Linked DNA regions of Mus musculus: all the other regions are linked to region 3. A link is a loop called in an ENCODE intact Hi-C map of the cell type or tissue named here. Cell type or tissue: heart. All regions are shown on one strand.

Region 1 (5,000 bases), 69 kb after region 3:
AAGTCTACATTTAGAAGGCTCAATCGGTGTGGCTCAGGGAACAAGAGCAAGAGCTGCGCACCAGCCATGCGCAACAAGCTAAACACAAGGTGATGACGGCTGAGCTGCGCGCTAGCCTGGTTGACTTCACCGCGAAGACATGCAGGGATGAGTTTGGCGTGGTTGTCTGGTAGAACTGAGTTGGCCTTTCCGAGATGAGGAGGTTGGGAAGGGAGGGAGGAACAGACAGGTGTCTGAGCTTATATATGGGCACTGTCATGTGGCAACATCACAGACCTAGCTGGAGAGCGTTGATAGGATAACATTTATTTAAACCCTTAAAAGGTTCACTTTAGAGTACAAAACAAGTAAACAAACAAACAAACAAACAAACAAACAAAAAACAACCGGGAGATAAGCATTCAGCATTGTTGAAAGTAAAAGTGCTTACAGCCATGTAAAAGTGACTTGAGTGCCACCCCCAAGATCCAAATAGTTAGATTTAGGATAAAACTGACTCCCTCAAGTTGTCTCCTGGCCACCGCAAGCAGCATGTGCAGCCGTGCACACACACACACACACACACACACACACACACACACACACACACACACACATGAATTAAAAATGATAAAATAGGGCCTAGAGAGATGGTTGAGGGGTTAATAGCACTGGCTGCTCTTTCCTAGGACCCAGCACCAGAATATTGGCATTTTCGGCACCAGGCATACATGTAGCATACCCACAGACATACTGGCAAAATATCCATATGGACACACAAAATAGTAATTTAAAAAATAAAAACTTAAGAACATTTAGAGACAAAGGAAAAAGAAGAAAGTTAATGGAAGCAAATCAAAAGCAGGATTTAAAGAATAATAATAATGGAGTGAATGAAGAGATACCTCTAAGACAGCTGACAACGCTGATGTTGGTCCTTTGGGAGGAAGAAAATCAACTGCTGATGTGAACAAAGGTCTGGAAAGATGGCTTTAAGTAACAAGGAAAGTAAAAGCACAAGTGGGTAAACATTAGAAAGGAAAAGACAGGCGAGAATGAGGTTAGGGAGTCGTGGGTACTGTTGCTGATCTACTTACAGCCAGGCAAGTTCAGAGGTATTTACTTCTGAGTGCTAAAGAGACTGAGCCAGGCAGGCTGCAGCCAAGACGTCTGCAGAAGCTACAGGCGTGGTTGAAGTGCTGATGTGGCTCTCCAGGACTATCTGGAACTGAGATGAGAGAGTCGTCAACAAAGTCGGGTGAGCCACGGATACTCCTGACTTCAACAGGAACATGTGGTTCAGGAACATGTGGGAGACTATTTCTGTGGCTTACCCCATTATCCTGTGCCAAGAAGTTTTGAGGAAAAAAAAAAAAAGAAAAGTTAAAAAAAAATTAACTTCTCAAATCCAATCTGAGGATGGGTACTTTTTATTTCTCTTTCTGTCTTTAGGTTTGTTTGCTTGCTTTTGAGACAGGATCTCATTACATAGCTCAGGCTAGCTTCAAACTCAAAATCCTCTTACATGTGCCTCCAGAGTACTCTTATTACAGGCATGTAACACTGTGTCCTGCTTTAACTCTATTCTTATAACTTTACAAATGAATTCACTCAGTAGTTCTGGGTCCTGTCTTCCCACAAAGAAAGTATTTGTAGGTTTTAGCGAAGACCCAGGAACACCCCAACTAATTTCTTAAGTGTATTAAAATGAAGCAAGAATTGCACCAGAGATTATAAAAAAAATCTCATGAGCATGAGAAAAATCTCATGAGCATAAACACACAATAAGCCTAAAAAACACAGCCAGTATATAACCAAATTGATTAGTATATATAAATTAATGAGCTGTAACTGGAGAGATAACTCAGTAGTTAAGAGCGCTTGCAATCCTTGGAGAAGACCCAGATTCAGTTCCTAGCATTCACACGTGCTCCACGACCATCCATAACTCCAGTTCCAGGGGATCCAGTGACCCCTTGTGGCCTCTGTAGGCACCAGGCACATAAAACACTAATACATAGATAATTTAAACAAGCAAACACATGTGAGCTGAGTGGAGATGCATAGCTTAGATGGCAGATTCAAGGTTTGTCCTTATATTCTTGGCTTATGTGGGCTACCCCATAAAATTAATACAGACAAGGATAGACCAGTTGTAGAAAATCCTCTAAAGCCATTCATTATACTAAATGTATATGTAGACTTCCTGGTGCATAGGAAATTCCATTTTAGCATATCAAATTTGCCAAAAAGAATTTTTAAAAAAACTGATGATATCAAAATTAAGTAAGACTGTGTAAGAATGCTGTGCTCCGCTGGGTGTGGTGGCGCACACCTTTAATCCCAGCACTTGGGAGGCAGAGGCAGGTGGATTTCTGAGTTCGAGGGCAGCCTGGTACACAGAGTGAGTTCCAGGACAGCCAGGGCTATACAGAGAAACCCTGTCTCAAAAAACCAAAAAAAAAAAAAAAAAAAAAAAAGAATGCTGTGCTCTAATTCTAACCCTCTGCACAGGGTGCTACAGTGGGACTTCCATCTTGGAGGTTTTCTTGCCCATGAACAGCAAATATAGAAGTGCTCACATAGATACAATTTTTTACTGACAAGAGCCATCTCACCAATGTCTACCACAATGAAACACTTTAGGAAATGTGGTAACATGTTTTGGTTAAAAAAAATGAGTAAATGAAAGTTACGTAGATCAACACAAACAGAAACTCAAACTGCATATTTCAGAAGAATGTAGAGTCTACATTGTAGATACCATCTGCTTGTAAATCTAAACATAGCATTAAGAATGTGCCTGGTAGAACTCAGAGACCCCCACATGGGTCAGATTTAATCTAGAGTAATGCAGGTCTGGGCAGCTACTGCTGCAACAAAACCATATAAAATAACAAAGGAAGGATAATAAGAAAATGAATTCAGCTATGGATTTGCTTGAGGGCAATGGGATGAAGAATGTCTTAGTCGCTGCTCTACTGCTGTGAAGAGAACCATGGCTACTGCAAGTTATAGGAAAAAAAAGCATTTAATTGGGGCCTTGCTTACAGCTTCAGAGGGCCAGTTCATGGCTATGATGGCAGGGATCCTGGTGCTGAGAGCTTTACAACCTGATTCACAGGCAGCAGACACACACACACACACACACACACACACACACACAGAGAAAGAGAGAGAGAGAGAGACAGACAGACAGACAGACAGACAGACAGACACAGAGAGAGAGACAGAGAGAGAGAGAGAGAGAGACAGAGACAGAGACAGAGACAGAGACAGAGAAACAGAGACACGGAAACAGAGAGAGCAGCAACGGAAAGACTGGAGCAGGTTTGGGGTATGAATCCTCAAAGCCCATTCCCAGTGACACATTTACTTCAACAAGGCCTATACTTCCTAATTCTTCCCAAACCATTCCACTAACTAGGGACCAAGCATTCAAATATGTGAGCCTATGTGGACCACCCTCATTCAAACCACCACAAAGGGCCAGCTCGGTGAAGTCTTCAACAGTTCCTGTTGCACGCTGCTCCCTAAGCTCACTATAGTTCTGTGGGCATTTGTTACATTATTACATGTGTTTCTTAGTTTATTCTCTGCTGTTGTGATAAACACCATGACCCAAAGCAGTAGGGAAGGAAAAGTCTTAGTTCATCTTACAGCTTACAGTCCTTCATGAAGCGGAGGCAGGGCAGGAACTGAAGCAGAGACCATGGGGGAGCGCTGCTTACTTTGCAAGGAAATTTTGATGGCTATCCTCGAAGCTTTCTTATGAGGACTATCACATTGAAGCCCCTTCCCTCAGTGTATAAGAAGAGTAAACCACAAGGTCTGGTCCCTGGAGGGCATGACTAGGGGTCAGTCCATGGAGGGTGTGACCCAGTGCCTACAAAGGTGGTACTGTCTCAAGTTTCACTCTTCACCTCCTGAACCTCATCTCTCCACTGGCCATAAGGTCTGTGGTGTGGGGGTGTCCCAAACACCAACTTCATTTCCTCTTCCTCCTCCCCCTCCTCCTCCTCCTCCTCCTCCTCCTCCTCCCCCTCCCCCTCCTTCTCCTCCTCCTCCTCCTCCTCCTCCTCCTCCTCCTCCTCCTCCTCCTCTTTCTCCTCCTCTTCCAATAACACTTTAGTGAGACTTTTATGTCCTTTCAATTTTTTTTTAAAAGGACCCAGACACACCTACAATTCTTAATTCTCCTGCCTCCAGGTCCTGAGTGAAGGGATTGCAAATGTGCATTCAGTTGTGAGAGGTTTTGGTTTTTTTGTCTTTGTTTTTAATAATAAGGTGGGTGAATCAAATGAATGCATCTTGTCTTGCATTTAAGGTTCAGCCCATGACACCCTCATCTCCCTCCACTATTGGGAGAAATAATTTTCTCCTGGGATGTGGTGACCATGAAGTGAGAAGGTGTGTATAGACTGCATCGGTGAGTGTCAGATACAGTACTTGGTAAACTCGACTGTGTTGCTGCTATGTCTTCTTACTAATTCCAACACTGTCTGGAGATTAAGGAGAATTGTTAAAAATCTGAACAAAGGAGAGATACTGTTAATGGATCTTTTCTGTTGTCGGACCTTTGTCTCCCTTCTGAGACATTATCCAGGTATTTGTTGAAAGCAAACCAAATACTTCATCCTGAGCCATGGCTTCCTCTAACTGAAACCTGGTCAAGTCCCTAGGCTTCTCCTCAGGCACCATGGGTAAAGTTGAAGATGCCGAACCTCAGTGTCACCTCCACATGTACCCTCAGGGAACACAGAGCAGCTGCACTGCGTCTCCAAGAATGTGATTGTCCCACCCACAGCTGTCTGTATACCCTGCCCTGATTCTTCCTTGGGTATCAGGTAGACGCTGACTCAGTCTTTCTCATCTTCTGTTGACTGGCGTCTTCTCAGTCTCACCTGTCCCATTTAGGGCTCTAACACTGTGACTAAAAGCAACTTGTGGAGGAAAGGGTTTGTTTTACCTGATAGCTTGTATATGATAATCCAGGGAAGTCACAGCAGGAACTCAAGACT
Region 2 (5,000 bases), 84 kb after region 3:
AAAACAGAGTTCTTGCTAAATTAAGGAAGCTACGGGGCATACTTGGAAATGCTTGTAGAACACAGAATTTTTAACTGTGCCCAAACCACCGTGATATGCTACTCAAGGAAATAGTGACTGCCATTGTAGGAAAAAATTACAAATATGTCTAGATAAAAACAAAATAATTTAAGCACAAAATTCTCATGTCAGATTTTATATTAATTACACAATGGCTTGCCTTGAAACAAAATCAGTCATCAAAAAAGCAGGAATAGTCCTTCTACACACATACACACTAACATATCCTATAATACACTCAAATTATGTTGGAATAGTCCCTTCAGAATTACTTGCATTTTGGTGAAAATTAGTTGGAATATCTTAATTAATCAAAAGACAGAATACAAAAGACTTCAGACTGAATAAGTTTTTTTTTAACGAATTACAATTATAAAAAGCATACAGAAAACAAACTAAAATCACCTCTATCAATTCAATGGGAGAGATAGATGAATTTAACCGTGGGTACTGTAATGCCTTGATTTCCAGAAAGAATTTGGTGAGGGCCCTCTGTTTTAATTGAGTTGCTTTATATTCTGTGCTGAAAGGTAAGTATCATTGAAAGGGCCTGAAATCTCACACTGGACTTCAGGGAAGCATACACATGATAAATGGAAATCATTTGACAAGTTGTACCTCATAAAATGTGTATTGAATAAAGAGGCTCTGCTTGGAAACAAAAGACATGCCCTACAAAAATTTTTGGCAGAAGTTAGTGGCATGCTTCAATGTGAAAACATGAGAAATAAGAAAAGCCTTCAGGGCTCAGAACATAACAGCAGGATGACTGTTGTCGTCGCAGATCAGGGTTTAGTTTCCAACACCCCACAACCACTAATAACTCCAGGTCTAGTGGATCTGGCGCCCTCTTTTGGCCTCCATTGGCATTGCATGTAAGAGATTTACATACAGGTTCACATGCACAGAAATAATTTTTAAAAAATTAAAGCCTTTAGTCAGCCTTACTTACTCAGCGCTTATTAAACAATTCAGCACATGAAGAGAGAGTATGTCCTCAATTAAAAATATGTTGGCTCATAGAAAAGGATCAGTTTCAAATGTATTAATCGTAGAATGTGAATCCTGTAAATAGTTTTATGATACGGCAAGACAATGTAGAGTTTCCTCCAACTCATATTATTGTTGAAGCCATTTTAGGATTAACTAGAACTTGTTCTCCTTGATGGAGAATTCCGTGGAAAATTGCCCAACTATTCTATTCTAGGACCCCAAGATCAAGATGCCTCAGATAATTATCCTGGCTTCTGTTAAACTACCTGTTCCTGCAAACCTCCCCTTCCAGCTAACTGTTTATCTTAGCTTCTGTTAAGCTGCTCACTTGGGCAAAGCCACCCCCTGTAGCTGCAAGATAACAGGATGTGTGTTTTGGGGGTCCTGAATACCTAAGTAGTAGTCCCAGCCCACAGGAATAAGGACTTTCAATCGGCTAAGACTATTTCTGAGTGGTCTTCTCTGGTGAGCTCCCCGTAACACTCTTACTAGTTTTGTTATGCTCTAATTTATCCGGCCACAGCCCACCAGCTTAGCCACAGCCCACCAGCTTAGCCACAGCCCACCAGTTTAGCCACAGCCCATGAGCTTGTGCCACCATTGTTCATACTCTTTTCTCACAGCCTGAATTTTTCCTGAGAGCAGGATCTGCTATTCCTGATTTATGTGCAATTACTGTATGTGCAGGGCATTGCTTAACTATTGCAGTTCTATTAACTTCTAAATACCTCATTTCCTGGTAAGAAAAATGAGATGGGGAAGACCTGTGTGATTCAAGACAGTCCTGTGTTCTAGACTGCCTTAACCTTAGATGTGAGGCCAAGGAGCCTGACTTCAGAATTCTGTGTTCCTGACCCTCATCCTCAGGCGACTTTTCCTGGGTAAATGTCCTCAATTATGTTTTTTGAATGAATAAATAAAGATGAAGGGGTGAACAAACAGAAAGAAAGTAATAGTGCCAAGTCCAACCATGCGGGTGGAAAGGTGGCAGCAGAGAAAGTTGCTCCCAAACCCTTCTTTCCTGCCCCAGAGGTGATAGACTCTGAGTTGGAACCAGGATTTCCTAGGGACAAGTGACCTAAGCAAGCAGGCTTGTTTACACAGCACACAGCTGCCAATTCAAGGAGGCAAGAAAACAAAGGTGCTTTCCACACCCTGCTGATAAGGAGGCTTCCCTGGGGCTGTTTACTCTCTCAGAGGATAGGATGCTGCCCCTGCAGAGGCCTGGATGCTAACAGAAGGCCCTGCAGTTCAGGGAGGTGGCTAGGGCAGCAGCCTGGAGGCTCCCACCCAGTAACTACAGTGGGAGTAGAGGGCTGTAGTGCCTGAGGTCAACTGTACCTAGTGCTAGGTCTCAGGAGCTGGGGACAAATGACTGAGATTTCTATTAACATACCAAACACGATGGCCAGCTCTTCCAGCATGTCTCACTACCTGTAGCCCCTCCAAGCTCTTCCAATATAACACAGTACTTGTGGCCCCTCTCAACTCTCCCAGCATCCCTCAGTACCTGTAGTCCCTCCCAGCGAAGGCCTGTTTTGTACACTATAAAGTTTACCCTTGCGTTATTCAAATGCTGATTTCTCTGCCATCATATCTAGTTTCAATCCAGACTTGGCACTGTAATGCTTATATCAAGAATCTCCTGTCTCTCTATCAACCAACCAGACCTCCTAGAGCTCTCAGAGACTAAGCCATCAACCCAAGAGTACACATGGTTCCAGCTGCATATGTAGCAGAGGATGCCCTTGTCAGGCATCAATGGGAGGAAAGGTCCTTGATCCTATGAAGGCTCGAAAGATGCCCCAGTATAAGGGAATGATGACAGGGGGGTGGGAGTGGGTGGGTAGGTGGAAGGGAGGATGGGATGGGGGTTTCCAGGAGGGAGGAAACTGGGGAAGGGGATAACCTTTGAAATGTAAATAAAGAAAATATCCAATTTAAAAAAAAAGGCACACACACACAAAAAGAATCTCCTGTCTCAAGTTTGTATAAACTGTTCTTACCACTTATTCTTTTCCTCATCAATAAATGCTGACCACCCAATGGGTGGGCAGAAGAGAGAATAGAGTGGGATGTTCCACTAGCAAGAGGAAGGAAAGAGGGAGATTCAGATGGGTGAGAAAGATGGAGGAATTGGAGCCATGAAGAAGGGGTGAAAAGGTCAGCTCAAGAACTTTGGGAAGGTCATGAAACACTCACCCATCCAGAAGGGAGGGGCTACTTAGCATTTCTCAGACCACAGGTTGGGCCCTGGTAAGCTAAGGCTCCCCGGAGTCTTACAGGGGTCCAAGAGAAGCAAATCAATAATAATATACAGGTATTGTGGGAAGGGGCTGGGAGGTAGCCAGATTGGTAGACATTTAAGGCACATCATTTGACTGCTCAGATAATACGGTAAATAAAATTTATTTATTTTAAATAAATCTTGTTTCCCCTGGGACGTTACTGGGGATTAGCATGAGGTGAATAAATACAGCCCCCAGATTAATTCACCATTTACATTTATAATAAGAATAATTTATTTACATTCAAGCTTTCCCAGTATCTTTGGTACTTGTGGCTCCTCCCAACACTTCTCACCCCACTTCCTACCCTAAACCTCTCCCTCCCAGGGCCTGGGCTTCTGTTTCCCTTGCCCCAGCCTGATACCTACATAACTCAACTATTTTGGCCTGGGCCGGGCCACCTCTTACTGAGGTCCAGGTCCACTCTCTTTCTCTCCCTTTCTGCCTTTCTTCTCGTCGTCTGGTTTGGTCCCTTGGCCGTGTTCAGCCTGGACTCTTCTTCCCTCTGCCTGCTTTCTCCCTTTTATCTACAATAAATATCCCCATACTTTAGGAGTAGTCACATCCTCCTTTTACTCGTGATTTCATTCACCTATCTCATTCTCCGCACTGTGAGTCATGGCTGGGCAGGGCCCAGTGAAAACTGGCAATTAATGTCTTTGCTGATCTGGTTCTACCGTTACCCTACCTGTGTGCCCTTATTGTGCCTACTTTGGCACGGGGAGAAAAGGAGAGGGGGGGGGGTAAAATGAAATATGCAATCTCTTCTATTTTTAGGGAGGTGTCTTTGGGAATCACACCCACCCATCCTGAGGAAGCCCACAGACAAAATGTCCCATCAGCCTGGAGGCTGCCTTAGCAGACCGTGGCAACAGGAGACACAAGGACCCCAGGCAGAACAATAGGGTGGATTGTGCCTCTCACGGGAATTTTACTTCTGACTCTGAATAACAAGTTTTGATCTCAGGCTTGCTGCCAGCTAGCAAGCGAAACCCTTCCAAACGTAGGTTTCCCCCTGGAGACTTAAGAGTTTCACCTAGGAACTTGGTGTGGATGAGCTATGCTATGCACACAGTACGGCCATGTAAAAACGGTCAGGAAACTCACGGTCCTGAGCTATTAGACGAGAGCTGGGACATGACGACAGCTCCCACTAAGCCAGCAATTGTACAGCCTGCCCTGTAAGGTGTGCGTTTCCTGCGGGTTGGATGGGATCACGGTACAAGGGAGCCACAATGACGACTGTACTGGTCGAGCTTGAGACCCATGATCCAAAGCAGAGAGGAGAAAGGGGCCCTTGTTTCTGCTGCACAGGTTCATCTCAGACGCCTGGATGGTGGGGCTAACTAGTTTGAGAATATCTGGTCAGGGCTGAAGGAGTTTCTAAATCTTTCCATATTGTTTTCAAGTGCAGCAGCACAGGTTCTCTTGGGAAAACAGCAGAGTTGAGCCATACAAGGACAAAGACTCTTGTCTGCAAGATCGCATCGAACCCCATTGTGCTTTCAGGTCAGGCCACTGATATCTGAACTCTTCAAGCTGTGTCAACCCCTCTCTCATCTCGTCTCCTGGTGCCGTGTGAGGTGCTTGAAGGAGCCAGCGGCAAAGGAAACTATAAATGCCCTTCCTTGTCCCCTCCAGCTGGCGTCCCTCAGAGTC
Region 3 (5,000 bases):
CAAACATCATCATCCCAGGCAGCAAGAAACTAGAGTCCCTGTGTAGATGAATGCTGCAGATGGATCTGTGGACAATTCCTGTCACAGACTTCCCGGCTGCCCATGTCTTCAGCATTCTGTGCCGTGGAAAAGTAACTGTCAAGGATAATAGGAACACAATTTGACCTACTTTCTCCTAGATTCTTGCAAAGTCTATAATTCTGGGTCTTGTGTTTATTTAGCCACCCTATCTTGAGGACACACTTCCTGCCTTTCTTTGTAAGCAATCCTATACACCACACATCAAGATTACTGTGTGGAGTGGATGGAGTTAGGGATTCTTATGGAAGAGTAGGGGAAAGGACTGAGGTCCCGAAGGGGTTAGGAACTCCACAGGAAGACCAAGAGAGTCAACTAGCCTGGATCCTTGAGGCTCTCAAGAGACTGAACCATCAGCCAGAGAACACACACAGGCTGGACCTAGGCCTCCCTACACATATGGAACAGATGTGCAACTTGGTCTTCACATGGGTCCCAAACAACTGGAGAGGGGGTTATCCCAAAAAGTGTTTCCAGTCTGTGGGCTATATTCTTCTAGCTGGACTGCCTTGTCTGGCCTCAGTGGGAGAGGACGTGCCTAGCTCTGCAGTCTTGATGTGCCAGGGTAGGGAAAAAAACCAGGGGAGCCCACCCACTCAGAGAAGGAGAGGGGCGAAGTGTTGTAGGAGGAGGTGACCGGAAGTGGGGGGGCAGTGAGCGGAATGTAACGTGAATTAAAAAACCATGATTACTGTGTGGGCAATTCTAAAACTTTCCTGGTGGCTGACTTAAAAATTATCTAATTGCATGAGAGAATCCTAAGAACAATCCTTTAAGGTAGCACCGAAGAAGAAAATACCTAGGAAAGGGAAAACACAGCCTGGAGAACAAGAACTGTAGCAATTCAGATCCTTGCCCATCTATAGGAAGCCACGACAGAACAAATGCTTCCTCAGCCCTTAGGTTTCCGCAAGCCAATAACATCACAGGAGCTGTGAGTCTCCAACTACTGTCTCCTTTCATGACATATAACTAAGACTTCTAGTCAAAAAAAAAAAAAATCACACCATTGTTACGATTTTTCAGTAAATACTACATAATAATCAAAAAATAATTTTTAAAAAAAGTATGAGTAGGATGTACCAAGGTATTCCCAAGCTCTGCTGAGTAGGAAGGAAGTCAGTGAGAGCTTACTGGGGCTTTCTTGAGTGGCTTGAGGATCACCAGGATGACAAGCAGGCCCTCCTTTTAACATAAAAAACATGTCTGGCCTGCTCAGGTCGTGAGATGCACTTACAACACAAGGAATGCTCCTTCACCAGGAAGTCATATCTGAACACACCATCAGAAAGTCGATATTTGAGATTCCCGGGGGTCCGACCCTCTCCCGCTCTAGGGGGCGTCCCGGAGTACTGAGTGCTCCCAGCGCTAGCAGCTCACCCAAGCTCTTCCAACTCCTAAGTCTCCCCCTCAGCAGTGGCGGCTGCCAGGGCAGTCCCGACGCCCAGACACTGCTGAGTCTTCCAAAACAAGCACGCACGTCGCAGGCCACCTGCAAACAGGACCTGCGGGAGGCCTAAGACTTTCTGTGAGACGGGGCTGGTTGACTCAGTCACCGGACACCTGCAGCTTCCCCACAGAAAGCAGCAAACAGCCCTTCTTCCTGCGATGCCCCGGCGCCCGGGTGCGCTCAGGTGCATCTAGGGGGAAGGGTGGCCGTCGCAGCCCGAGGGGCGCCCCCTAACCCCGACGTCCCAGGCCCCGCTCCAGCGGAGTCCCGCCACCTCCCCAACTTCCAGCCACGGCGTGGCGGGCCCGCGGGGCAGTCGAGGGCTCCACGTGCGCGCCCGGGCCACTCACCCGGGCGCCGGCGGCGCTCCGCTTCCTCCGCAGCGTGAGCCCGCTCCGCAGCAGCGCAGGCAGGTCCCTGAGGCGCGGCCGCAGAGACGCGGCGGGCGGCTCGCGCTCCGGCTCCCGGGCGCTCGGGCTGCGGCGCAGAGGGCCATCGGCCGGGGCCGCCGAGGCCAGGGCCGGACTCTCGCAAGGCGGCTGCATCTTGACAGAGCCCACCGCCATCCTGATGCCCTGACGGTTGCGGCGGCGCCCGCGGCTGCTCTCCTCCGCGCTCGCCTCCGCGCCTTCGCCAGGCAGCGAGAGGGCGCGACTGCGGCTCAGGCGCGGGACGCGCTGCCAGCCGCTGCCCATTGGCGCGCGCCCGGCTGGGAGCCTCGGCCCCGCGCACCGCCCCGGCCCCGCCCAGGTGCTCCCCGCCCCGCCCCGCCGCTCACCTCCGGACGGCTGAGACACTCCCACCGCCCGCGGAAGGGGCCCTGGAGCGGCGAGTGCTCTGAGCCTGCATAGGTGCGCCATTCCCAAAAACCTCCTCCCGGACCCATTCCCCCGAGTCTAAAAAGTCCCTTTGCTCCAGCCAGGAGTGGCCTGGACTGCGACCCAGAAGGCTCAGAGGTCTTCCTCCCTCCGGCGCTTAGCCTAGCCCCACAGCACAGTCGGTATCCTAGAAAATGTTCAGAATTGGTTTCTTGGGACAACATTGCCCACTCAGTGGTCGGTAGGCGCGCTCCTCATAAAAGGGGGAGCGGAGAAAACTAGTTGGGTTTGATGGGTGCTTAGTAAAATAGGTGCAAGTCTGGTGGCCCGAAGATGAATCTCTGTTGACATGTTGGAACCTGACCTCCCTGGAAGCCTTCTGTGTCTGGTGAATGTGCTTGGTAAACTGTAAAGGCTTAGCGCAGCATGAATCACTGCTTATACAATTCCAGGAGGTAGGAATTGTGGAGTGCTCAGTGGAAACCATTCCAGGAAGGCCTTCAACTCCAAGGGGTTGTGAATCTTCAACAAGGCCTTTAACCCCTCAGCACTAGGACGCTGAGACCCACTCTTTACCTATGACCGCCAAAGATCTGAAAAACCTTTAAAATGACAAGTAAGGATCCTTGACAAGGTTACTATCTCACACAGCAGATGTTTGGCCAAGTGCACACGGGAAATGTGGCCGAGTAGGGAGAGTGGAGATCTTGCCCTTAAGAAAAGGGAAATTCAGCCTGATGTAGATAAATACTAAGAGGAAATCAGGTAGTCCCTAAACTCTTGCTAATTATCAAGTGAATGTAAATACTAAAACCTCCTGGGAAGAGCAACCTAAGCCAGGCCAAGAAATTTACACAATGTCTTAAAGCTTAGAGCCCTTCAAGGAGATTTGAAATTGTGATTTCAAACTCTTAGGTGGCTCACATAGGGCCAGAGGGAGCCTTTGGACCTGGAGGCTATGTCCTGTTAGAGAAGGGTGATGTCATAATGAAGAAGTCGGGGGAAATAGAATTTGTGTTGTCCGCTTACTGCAGAAGACTTACATTTTGTCCCCTTAACCTATGTACATTTATTGAGAAGGAGTCAGTAATGAGCTCTATAGTCTGTTATGGTTTCCAAATGTCTGTGATGCAGATTTATCCAAGAATGAAACTCTACATCTGTATCTCTAACATCAGTCTCTTGATTTTTAGGTTAAAATGTGCCAGCTAAGGGGTTGGTACTTGGTTCCAAGGAGTTCCCAGGACACTCCTAGTTAACATTCTGATCTGTGGGGCCTTCTGCCAGTCATATCATCCCTGAGAAGTAACATTTGAATTATCTATGACTTCACTCCGCTACAGAAGAGATCGCATATGTTCTGTCTCCTAGTTGACATTCTCGGTCTTCACACATGTTCAAGCAGCTTTTTTTCCTTTGGCTTTTTGTTTGTTTTTGTTTTTGTTTTTGTTTTTGTTTTTTTTTTTTTTTTTGAGTCTCCTGTAGCCCAGGCCGACCTGAGCACCGTATGTAGCCGAGGATCACGTTGAACTTTTGGCACCCCTTCTTTGTCTTCCAAGTGCTAGGATTACAGGCTTGCACTGTAATCCTAGATTCACAGATTCACAGATTCACAGTTTTCAATATAAGATTTAGGAGTTTGAAACTTACACCATAGAGTCTATAGAATCGGCCATGCCATGTATCTAAGGCACAACATCAATAAGGACTTTTGAAAAGTCTATTTAGGTTAAAGTAATAAATAATAAAGGCCACACATACTTAGCATAAAAGTAAGCAGGTGGGAACCAGGAAGGTAGTTTGTCTGCTAAGGTGATTGATTGCCTTGCAAGTCCAAGGACCCAAGTTAGATCCTAAGAAACTATGTTCAAAACCAACCAAACAAACAAGCAAACAAGAATAAGGAAGCAGGGCATAATTAGTGTCACCTCTTTTGATCCCAGGGCTGGAGAGGTAAAGACAGGTAGACCCCTGGGGAATTGATGGCCAGCTAGCCTTATCTAAAGGGGTAAGCTCAGGCAAGTAGGAGACTCTATATTTAAAAACAACAACAACAACAAAAAAAAAAATCCAAGTATGAAAAGAACCTGAGAACTGGCAGCCAGGGTTGGCCTCCACATGCATGCACACACATAAGGATATTCACCTACACACGTGCATTTGCACACACACACACACACACACACGATATATCAGAAAGAGCAGGAATCTGTTAGTAGAAAATTCACACCACTCCTTTCAGACAAGCCCACCCCAGCACCCTCTCCTTGCCTTTTGCCCGGAGTACCACCCTTCTGTAATGCTATGCTACAGCGCTTGCATCCTGAAAGGAATATTCTAGGGATTTTTTTTTCCAGCCTTTTGAAACTTGTGGCTGCTGAGCACTTGAAATGTGGCAAGTGTGACTGAAGAACTAGGTTTTTAACTTTATTTAATTTAAATTATATAAATTTAGACAGCAGCATATGGCCACTGGCTATCCAATATGGCACATCCTAGAGATTTCTCTCGCCCAGACCATTCCATTTCTTACATTCAAATGTCACCATTTCAAGGAAGCATTTTATGACCGTGTGATATAAAACCACAGCCCTTCCCAAGCCTTTCACAGAGCTTGTTGCCTTCCAACATTCTACATAATCATTCTATATACT
Region 4 (5,000 bases), 76 kb after region 3:
TCTGAATGGGATCTCCCCTTGGAGAACAAGCACGCTGGAAAAGGAGGCATGGTGCTCTTGTCTCACCTCTGCTATCCTCTGTGTCTAAGGCTGTCTCTTCAGACTGCATTACCTTTCAGCCCTTGCTCTCTGGCTTCTAGTTGATTGGATCATGGGAACACCAGCAGGTGGAGGTGCCTTGTTATATGGTTCTCACAGTGGTTGCATTACTCTACAACTCCTACTGTCTGACTTCATACCCTTCCAACTCTCTTGCCAGGCTCCATTTACCTCTTCCTTGTCTATCCTTACAGGTTCAGAAGCTATAATGCCTCCCTCATGCCAGCCCCTCTGTACACCGTGATTCCTGCTTGGCCTTCACCATTGTCTGAATCCTCACTCCACAAAGGTAGCATTTGGTGAAGGGGCCTTGGAAGATGGTCAGATCATGGAGGGCAGAGGCACCATGCATGAGATTAGTATGTTCATTTAAAAAATATAATCAAATAACAACAAACTAAGTGAACCCTGCGCCTTTTTTCATGCACAGTCAGAACGAGAAGTTAGCTATCTATGAATAATCAGACCATCACCAGACACTGAATCTGCTGGTGACCTGGTTTCAGATGTCCAGCCTCCAGAACAGTGAGGAAAAGGTTCCTGTTGACTGTGTAAGTGGTCGTGTGTATAACATTCGGTTACAGTAGCCTACATGGAGCAAGTGCCTCTCCCTGCCACTCCTCTGTAATAAACGCTTTGCTGTTTGTTACTTAGCTCTGTCCTGCATGTGCCCATGGACTCCTCCCTGGACCTTGACTTTACAACCTGTGTGAAAGTTGGGGACTGTTACCAAGAGGAATAAAGAGTAGACAGGAGGCATCAAAACTGGCGAGTGCCCATTATCACCCACTGTTATCTTTTTCCCTCTTCCCTGACTCACCCTTGGAAAAAGAAGACACATTTTCTAATAGTTTCCCATGCTAGCTTAGTATTCTACATAGGTTATATACACTAACAATGATTTTTAAAGCACGCACATTAGGAGTCTTATCTCTTACAGTAATTTCCTGAGAGAGCAAAGGTCTTCACCAGCTCATCTTCAGAGGATCAAATGCCAGCCGAGCCTTGCAGATCTGCTACCAGAAAACACTGAACACTGCCAATGATCCCTTGGAAAACAGAAGACACGAAGTAGGGAAAAGTAAACAGATGGAATCTCAGAACAGACAGGAGCTGGAATGAGTTGCCACGAAAATCTCCAGGTGAGACGAACAGACATGGCTTCCACGGGATCCCTCTTAGTATCAACAGAGAGAGGCAGAGTTGGTTTTGTTTTGTGCTCTCAAAAAAAAATACAAGGACAGGTGGAGCCAATTCAATTTTAAGGAAGAGAGATTTGTATGGGAAGCAGGGCATACATCACAAGAATTTGGGGCTACTGCACAAAATTCCTTCTGGGTAGAAAAGATTGCAGAGCATACAGAGAATTAGGGAGAATCTGCTAGAAGAAGTGAAGAGAAAGACTGAGGGCTGAGGAGAAATTCCATTCCAAAACATTACTCCCTCCTACCTCTTCAGGAAAGAGTTAGCCCTCAGGACTGGTTGAGCTGGTTGTCAACCAAGATTAATTGGAGAAGAGAAGCCATTGGGTTTTGTCATGATAAATGTGTTTGTCTACAGTGTGTGATAGAGAGGCAACCAGCAGGGATGGTCACCACCTTTGGCTAAATTCTTTCTCTTCTCACCAACTGTGCCACGGAACCTTACAGGGTGGGCATTGGAGCACACATCCATCTACATGCCCTGTCCTGGCAGCTGGGGAAGGATGTGTGGATCCACACAGCAGCTCACAGCTGGCATTTGTCTCACAGCAGCTGTTCAAACCACGGAAGAAGAAGCAGGAGGGTCGTCCTCCACCAGAACAAAAGGCCAAGGAGGCAGATATTTTTATCAAAGGGATTCGGCTTCCTGAATGATCTCATTCCAAAGATCTGCAGAATTCAGATAACCACTCCAGAGGTCTGGCAGACAGCCTGCCACGAAGAGGAAAGGAGGGAAGGGACGACGGGAAGCTGCCTTTCCACAAGTCTGCATCTTCCTTAGGCCGAGGGACAGGACACCTGCAGCCAGAGGAAGTTTTGATGTCCCAGGCAGGTTCCTGCCAATTGCATACAAAAGTCAAGGGCCGGTCTCATCCCCTCCAAAGCCAGGTCCACCTATCCCACATGGACCCCATGAGGGCTTTCCCTCTGTGTCCTCACCAAAGCTCTCCACATTCCCAGTCAGAGGGATGTATAGGCCATCCATAAGCTTTTGCTTCCTCCCTGTTTTGAGGAAGTGTAGTATCCAGGATAGTAAGGATGAGCAACAAGTATTGGTAGATCTCAGAATATGATTATAATATAAATGGGGGAGCAATAAAGAAATTAAAGGAGGCGTCTATGGATTTTTGCAGTTTGAGGCCCTCTCTAAATTAGACAAAGTTCCAAGCCTCAGAATTCCCTCTCCTGGAAGAGCCTACAGGCACGTTAGACATCACAGAAACTAAGGAAAAATGCTCCTTTGGTTAAGTGTTGTGAGGAAAGTTTGACCTTGCAAATCTTGCTAATACTACAGTGAATAATAAGTCAGTTGAGAGAAAAAGACATCTCTCAAAAATTTCATTATAGATTTTGGTAATTGATTTAATATCTGCTGTCCAACAGGATTTTGAGCAATAATGGAAAATTCAGTCTGGGGGCCTGGTTCTGTGGGTGAGGAATTCACTTTTAAATATTTCTACTTTCAGTTCACCAGAGACTGACAGTTTCAGGCTTCTCATGTAGATGTGGCCGGATCTCCCAACACTGGGAATTTAATCAACTAAGGTTAAGACTGTAATATACCCGTGGGAATGGCCAATCAGTCTTAAAGAAAGAACTCCTACCTGCCCACTGGACCCATTCAGCCCTGAATGTCTGTAAGAAAATGAGGCTCTTACATGCAGCAGGAGGAGAGACAGGAAGTGCAGCTATATTGTAAGAAGAAGCAGCTATAAACCAGGAGCAGCAAGCCATTGAAAAACAGTGAGTGAGGGGATAGAGAGGGGGGAGAGAGTGAGTGCGGGGAATAGAGGGGGGAGAGTTAGTGAGGGGATGGGGGCCCACTAGCTAAGGAAGCAGCTGAATATCAAAAGGGAACATTAAAGCAGTTTCAAAGTTAATTCCTAATTTTAAACATTTGAGAAAAGAGAAAATCTATTAAGTCCAATCCAAAATCTATCACCTTTCCACCCATAAATCTTTCCCAAACTGTTTCACAAATGCTCAGCACCGAGCAGCAGTTCTAAACCTGTGGATCACAGCCCCTTTGGCAAAGCTCTATTTCCAAAAAATATCCCCATTAAGATTCGCAACAGTAGCAGAATTACAGTTATGAAGTAGCAATGAAGTTAATCTTATGGTTGGGGGTCACCACAACATGAGGGACTGTATTAAAGGGTCACAGCATTAGGAAGGTTGGGAACCACCGAATTAGACGACATCAAGCAATTCGGAACGATATTGTTCTGTGATGAAGCTTAAGGCTTTACTTTATGGCCCAGAGGCACCATGCAAGACAATGAAAACCTTGTGGGAGACAACAAGCAGTCAAACAGTCAAATTACATGCCCTAGCCACACAGAAAAGCTATGCGGGGCAAAGGGCAGGGAAATGAGGCTATGTAGGCTGCACTCACCAGGGAGGCTTCAGTGGGGAACCAGGTATTCTGTAATCCTCAGGGCAGATTAGCCTGGCCTCTAGCCATGTCTAGCAGCATCCTTCATCCACTGTTTCAAAGAGGATTAAATCACCTGTACAAAAGACTTATGTGTCTGCTGTGAGCATTATTTTTTCATTGTTTATTGGTTATTTTATTTATTTACGTTTCAAATATTGTCCCCCTTCCCAGTTTCCCCTCCACACACCCTCTATCCCCTCCCCTCTCCCCCTGCTTCTATGAGAGTGCTCCCCCACCCATCCATCCAGTCCTGCCTCACACAGGACCAAGGGGTTCCCCTCCTGATAAGGCCATCCTCTGCTACATATCCAGCTGGAGCCATGTGTACCCTTTGATTGGTGGTTTAGTCCCTGGGAGCTCTGGGGGGAAGGGAGGGTTCTGGTTGGTTGATATTGTTGTTCTTCCTATGGGATTGCAAACCCCTTCAGCTCCTTCAGTCTTTGCCCTGAGTTCTCCATTGGGATCCCTTAATACTTTCATATTTTTTTAAAAAGTGACTTTATTGGGGTGTAATGGTATACAAAATGTGATGCGTGTTTAGTACATGCAGCTTGGTGAGTTTAGAGGTGACTATGCATCTGTGGGGGCTTCGCCGGAATCTATGCCACAGATACACTCATTACCCCCAGAAGGCTTCTCCCCCTCATTTTCTGCATGTGAAAAACAGCTAGAGTGAGCTGCTTTTTAGAATCTTGTAAGTCATGCAGTAGATGTCTGGGGCTTGTTCAAGGGCTGGCATGAGGAAAGACTGTTAATATCTTTAGCCAATACCTCCTCATTCCCTCTCTCCCAGCCTCTGGCAACTGGCACTGAATTCTCTGTTCCCGGGTGTGACTGTTTTAGATTCTTCAAATCTGTGAGAACATACGGTATTTGTCTTTCTGTGACTGGCTTATCTCACTCAGCATAACGTCCTCTAGGTTCACCCGTGTTGTCGTGGACTGCAGGACTGCCTTCTTTTGTAGGGAGCTATAGAAGTGTACTCTATGTACATAGTGTGTTCTCCATGCCTATGTATGCGTTGATGGGCATTCTGCATCCTGGCTATCATACAACATACTGTAACATGGAAGCACAGACATCTCTTGGACATACTGAGTTCTAGTGTATTATATATACACTTAGAAGTGGACTTGCTAGATTGATCATATGATAGTTCTATTTATAATTTGGAGAAAAATACGTACTCTTTTCCATAATTGCTGTACTAATCCACGTACCTGCCACCAACATAGTTCAAAGGCTGCTCTTTTCTACACCCC
Region 5 (5,000 bases), 110 kb after region 3:
GGTAGCTGGTCCTTGGTATATAAACACCTGGAGAACATGTCACACAACTGGAATTGAGATGTCACCCACAAAGCTAAGGCTAGAACAGAAAGCAGGGAGGTAGAGTAGGCACACGTGTGGACTGTCCCGTGGCCCTGGTGTGTCGCCTCCCGCTGGCTGAGCTGTCTGCATTCTCTCTGAAGCAGATTTGCTGGCATGACAGATGACACATGTCCACACAACTTCTGTTTTCCATTTTACCGGTAGAACACCACAGCTTGCAAGTGTTAGACTATTTGCCCATTTGTTTAGTAAATGTCTCTAATTTTGTGACCAGTAGAGTAAGAGAAAGCTGGGGACACCTGACAGGCCAGAAACGGTCTCTGGATTTCTTTTCTGCATCTTGAACACAGTTTCAAGTTTTCAATTTCGATCTAAAGGAATCACTTTAAAATATGTTGTGTTAGCAAAATGCCCCAGGTTCTGGTAGGTGACATGACAGCGTGACCTGAATAAAGATGTCTTTTCATTTTTTTCTCTCTTATCCTGAAAATGCCAGTTTCAACAACAACAAAAAAATGGCTAAATGTGACAAAAATTGTAAGTGACTTCTATGTGCCTTCTGGTTTGGGCACTCTCCACACATTTTTCTGCTGCTGTTGCTGCTAAGGAAGCAAGCCAGACTGTGTCACATTTCCCATGTTGGGCCCACATTCTTCAACTGCTGACCTCTGAACCCATACCATTTCTGTTCTTGATCCCTGAGGACCATCCTTCGGGTACTCACCCATTCCAAATGCAGCCCCACATCCTCTGAGCATCATGCTGCTTTGCAAAGTGCTTTTCATTCTGCGTTCATCTCTCGTGGCTTTGTTACTGTTCTTTTCTTGTTGATAGAGTCTCACTGTGCCATCTTTACTGGTCTTAGATGTATGATTCCCCTGCCTTTGCCTCCTGGGTACAGGTCTGGTTAATAGCAGCAGCAGTAGTAATAGTAGTAGTTGTTATTGTTTTCCCAACTTGATATAAGCTAGAGTTATCTGAGAAGAGAAACCTCAAAAGAGAAAATGCCTCCATCAGACTGGCCTATAGGCAAGCCTGTCAGAAATGCTCTTAATTAGTGATTGATGTAGGATGAACTAGCCCACTGTGGGCAGTGTCACTTCTGAGCTGGCTTTGTGAGTTGTATAAAAAAGCAAACTTAGCCAGTAAGCAACATCCCTCCATGGCTTCATCAGGTCCTGCCTCAGCTCTTCTTGTTGATGGGCTGACTATATCTAACCTGTAAGCCAAATAAATGCTCCCCCACCAGTCATGGTCTGCATCACAGCAACAAAAAGCAAATTAAGATGGTGCTGGTTGGATCTAGTGCTCTCAAATCTTGACTGAAAGCATATCATAAATATAACCAGGGTTGGGATTAGATGGCGGCAAATTCCATCTAAACTGTCTTCAGAGTCAGCATGCAAACTGGAAGATTGCAGATTACCACCATGACAGCACAAATCGATCCAAGAAGTAGTGTTTATACCGTTCTGGCTACAGTTGTTTTTTTTGGGAAGTTTATGAACTATTCGCTAGGGAATAAGGACTATGGACATAGAAGAGAATCCTGCATGGCATCCTCAGGCTGGCAGTGAGATTAGTTAAGAATGGCTTAGCCACTACACCAGAGAGATTTTTCTGTGGGGCCTCATCTTTGGAGTTGCAGGATGAATCATAACCACTGTCAAGACTGCATGTTATCAACTGATAGATAACATGAGCAGGGTGGGATTTCACTGGCTGATAGCATGAGCATTGTGGGATCTCACTGGCTGCTAACATGAGCATAGTGGGATCTCACTGGTGGACAAGGATGGTAGGGGCGCTGTTCTTCAGTACAGCTAAGGAGAGGTTACTGCTAGGATGAGTTTGCAAAGTTGTAAGGGGGGGCATGCTCTGGAGCCAAGGCAGGTTCTATCTGCTCTCTACCTGGGCCACCAATCCCAGGGCCACCCAGAAACTGAAGAGCCTCTTCCCCCAGCAGTGGCCCTCTAGTGCCCTCTACTGGAACCAGAGTATTACTTCTGCTCACTTGTTTTCTTCCTAACTACTGTATGTATCCATATATTATAAATAAAATACAAAGGTTTAGAGAGAGAGAGAGAGAGAGAGAGAGAGAGAGAGAGAGAGAGAGAGAGAGAGAGAGAGAGTCATTGTGTAGCCCCCAGAGGCCCTAAAACTTGCTGTGTATCTATACCAAGCTGGCCTTGAATACGTGGCAATCCTCCTGCCCATGCCCCTTGACAATGACAACTTGGATTATAGGTGTGTGCCGTCATGTCTGGCCAATACATTTTCTTGTTCACTTTAAAGGAGGAATCTTTAGAAGAACCATGCTCCTTATTCAGAGCCTATATAGAAAGATGTATCTGGACCTGGGAGGCAGCACACTGGCAAATGCCATAGAGGGCTAGCTTGCTAATGGCAACTGGCCAGGGAGACCACCTTCTTTCTTGGCTCTGATAGTTCCACAACACTGAATGCCCAGCTATGGGGAAGTTTATACCTCTGCCCTGGATTTCAAGGACTTATTTACTATCCAACATAGGTGTTAATATGGGCACTGGTAGCCTTGAAGGAGGTAGCCTTGAAGGAGGTCATGTCAGTTTCCAGTTCAGTTTCATTGTGTTCTGTTGTGGGAGTGCTGGTGATTGAAGCTAGGGCCTCACACGTGTATGGCAAGTACCAGCCTTATCCCTCACTCTCAGAGCTACAGGTCCCCCTCCCTGTCCCCCACCCCCTCCCCCGCCCCCAGCAGTCTTGAGATGAGGATGCTCTGTGCTCTGATTCCCAGTACCTAAGTGAATTCTCAGGGACAGCACTCCTCTAGCTTTTAACTGGTCTTGCCAGCTCTGTGTCTTTGTTCATTATTCTGAAGGTTCAGCCCTCATGCTCTGCTCCCCACTGTGAGAGCAGCAGGATCTGCTACAGGCTCTCCTGCAGGCTCCTCGATAGCCTATCTGCTGTAGGCTCTCTGATGCCAGCTCTGATGCAGGAGTAGTCTATTTTTCTTTTCTTTTTCTTTTTTGTTTTGTTTTTTTTTTTTGTTTGTTTTTTTGTTTTTTTGAGAAAGGGTTTCTCTGTGTAGTCCTGGAACTCACTCTGTAGACCAGGCTGACCTCGAACTCAGAAATATGCCTGCCTCTGCCTCCTGAGTGCTGGGATTAAAGGCGTGTGCCACCACACCCGGCATATTTTTCTTGTTAGGACAATCGGTTATTGTGAGAGCGCATATTCTCAAACTGGAAGACCCTTTCTTGCAATAGTGAGTTAAATCCTGTCTTAAGTGTTGGGATCTTAATCTTCTCGGCTGTTAAATGGGGTTATAATCACCTGCTCCTGGGGCTACAGAAGCATTCACTAAATGAAATGATCTGAGTACAGTGTTGGACCGTACCAGATGCATGTTAAACATTAGGTACCAGTTACCGTGACTGTGCTGCGTTGGTGGCCGAAGCGAACTACGAGCTAAGTGGTTGCCTTCCTCACAATGGTAACCTGTTTGGAACCATTTACATCTGCTACCATTACTTTATAAATGACATTTCTAAGTGTCATTTATTAATGGCTTAAAGGAGAAATGAGTGAGTCTAGGATTTCTTTCACTCCGCCTGGATTTTCTCCTGGAGCAGAGAATTCATGAGGGTTTGCTTATGATCTTTCTCCTTTCTCTTTAATTCAGTGGATGATGGTGTTCATTACCCACTTGAGGTAGCATTAGAATAAATTAATATTAAAATATTTAAATGTAGAGCACTGCATTAGAAGCGCTATTAGGAAGATTTATCACCTGCAGTGAGAACTCAGTGCTCCATTAGCTCCAGAACCTCCCCAGGAAGTTTGGAGACCCCAGTTCAGATCATTACCTCAGTCCCGCTTCCCCTTTCTGTCCCCAGACTGCTGTCTGGACATCTGTTCTTGGGCTTACTGAGGGTCTGCTCTGCTAACTCATGTGTCAGATCAGACACCTGCGTTCAGCTGTGTGCTCTTTGGTATTATTAGCCGGTGAGCCGTGTCAATGAGCCGTTCAGGTACTACGGCCTGAGCTGAACTGTGCCCTCTTCTAAACTCACACGGTAGTGTCCTAACTCCCAGTACCACAGAGGCTGCTGTGTTTGAAGATAAGGACCTAGGCAGTGGCAGCTATGTTAAAAATTAACCCATTGTAGTGGACTCTAATCCAATTTTATAAGTATGACTGGCATACTTATAAGAAGCAGAAATTGAAGTACAGAGATAAGAGTGTGTGAGCAGATGAGTGTCAAAGAGGCAGCAAGATGGCAGCCTTCTGCAAACTGGCCACAGACCCTTCCCACGGGGCTTTTGGAGGAAACCAACCCTACCTATACCCTGATCTTGGACTTCCTAAAGTAATCTGTTATTCTGAAACAAATCCTAGTTTGGCATTTGTTGCAGCCACTTTAGCAAATGGATACTGTTAGCAAAGCAGAGACATCAAAAACCTCGGTTACTGGAAACACATGATGTATTCCAGAAGCAAAACAACTGTGAGCTATGTTTCCAACTGAGGGCAGAGCCATGGAGGGATTGGAAGTACACACTCGGGACATACACAGCCTGACCCAGACCCTGCACTTGCTGGCAATGAGATCCTGAGCAACTTGCCGTGGTGTCCTGAGCAAGAACATGCTGGAACAGCACCTCCCTCACAGAGCAGCTGCAAGAACCATAAACTCTAAGGTGAATGCAGGGGAAGTTTGTATTCCTGGGACATGGTAAAATGTGGTGGGAGAAGCTGCGGTTACCTGAGCTCTGAAAAGGACTAGAGAGGGGATATAATTACAGGTTCTTCCAATCAATTAAGCTCTTGCCAGCATTCCAGAAGACTCCTGATTTTATGAGATATTTTCCTTTAGTTCAGACTTGCCCCATGCCCATTTTATCCAACGTGGTCATGATCCATTCTTAAGTAGGAAGCTCCAAGGAACTCAACAGTTCTTGGGAAACTATCAAGG

What was found. Peaks named below come from ENCODE experiments on the same cell type or tissue, not always from the same donor. Only the 100,000 strongest peaks of a DNase experiment are listed, where the experiment ranks them.
Region 1: it touches region 3 in a loop (2.1-fold over the local background); 3 of 42 quality-filtered maps call a loop at or near these places.
Region 2: it touches region 3 in a loop (4-fold over the local background); 9 of 42 quality-filtered maps call a loop at or near these places.
Region 4: a loop joins it to region 3, with 4 times the contacts of the local background. A loop is called at or near these places in 5 of 42 quality-filtered maps.
Region 5: it touches region 3 in a loop (3-fold over the local background); 11 of 42 quality-filtered maps call a loop at or near these places.

What each region holds. Positions count from the first base shown.
Region 1 is chr12:117,462,375-117,467,374 of GRCm38, reverse strand. Gm31482 (a long non-coding RNA gene) reads right to left here and starts at 1,251. Exons shown (of 3, transcript XR_382010.2): 1 at 1,077-1,251. In heart, a CTCF peak has its summit at 1,960 (motif pointing left); no DNase peak of the experiment used is centred here.
Region 2 is chr12:117,447,550-117,452,549 of GRCm38, reverse strand. No RefSeq gene overlaps it. Among named protein-coding and RNA genes, the nearest start is that of Gm31482, 16 kb to the left of the region's middle. In heart, a CTCF peak has its summit at 915 (motif pointing left); DNase peaks (open chromatin) are centred at 2,169, 4,229, 4,519 and 4,979; H3K4me3 peaks cover 259 bases; H3K27ac peaks cover 679 bases.
Region 3 is chr12:117,531,112-117,536,111 of GRCm38, reverse strand. It overlaps Rapgef5 (Rap guanine nucleotide exchange factor (GEF) 5), which reads right to left and starts at 2,184. Exons shown (of 26, transcript NM_001373989.1): 1 at 1,879-2,184. The coding sequence starts at 2,094. In heart, CTCF peaks have their summits at 1,398 and 2,139; DNase peaks (open chromatin) are centred at 1,571, 1,771 and 2,141; H3K4me3 peaks cover 1,670 bases; H3K27ac peaks cover 1,417 bases; H3K27me3 peaks cover 696 bases.
Region 4 is chr12:117,455,489-117,460,488 of GRCm38, reverse strand. No RefSeq gene overlaps it. Among named protein-coding and RNA genes, the nearest start is that of Gm31482, 8.1 kb to the left of the region's middle. In heart, no CTCF peak of the experiment used is centred here; a DNase peak (open chromatin) is centred at 2,018; H3K27ac peaks cover 635 bases.
Region 5 is chr12:117,424,583-117,429,582 of GRCm38, reverse strand. No RefSeq gene overlaps it. Among named protein-coding and RNA genes, the nearest start is that of Gm31482, 39 kb to the left of the region's middle. In heart, a CTCF peak has its summit at 2,020 (motif pointing left); a DNase peak (open chromatin) is centred at 1,982.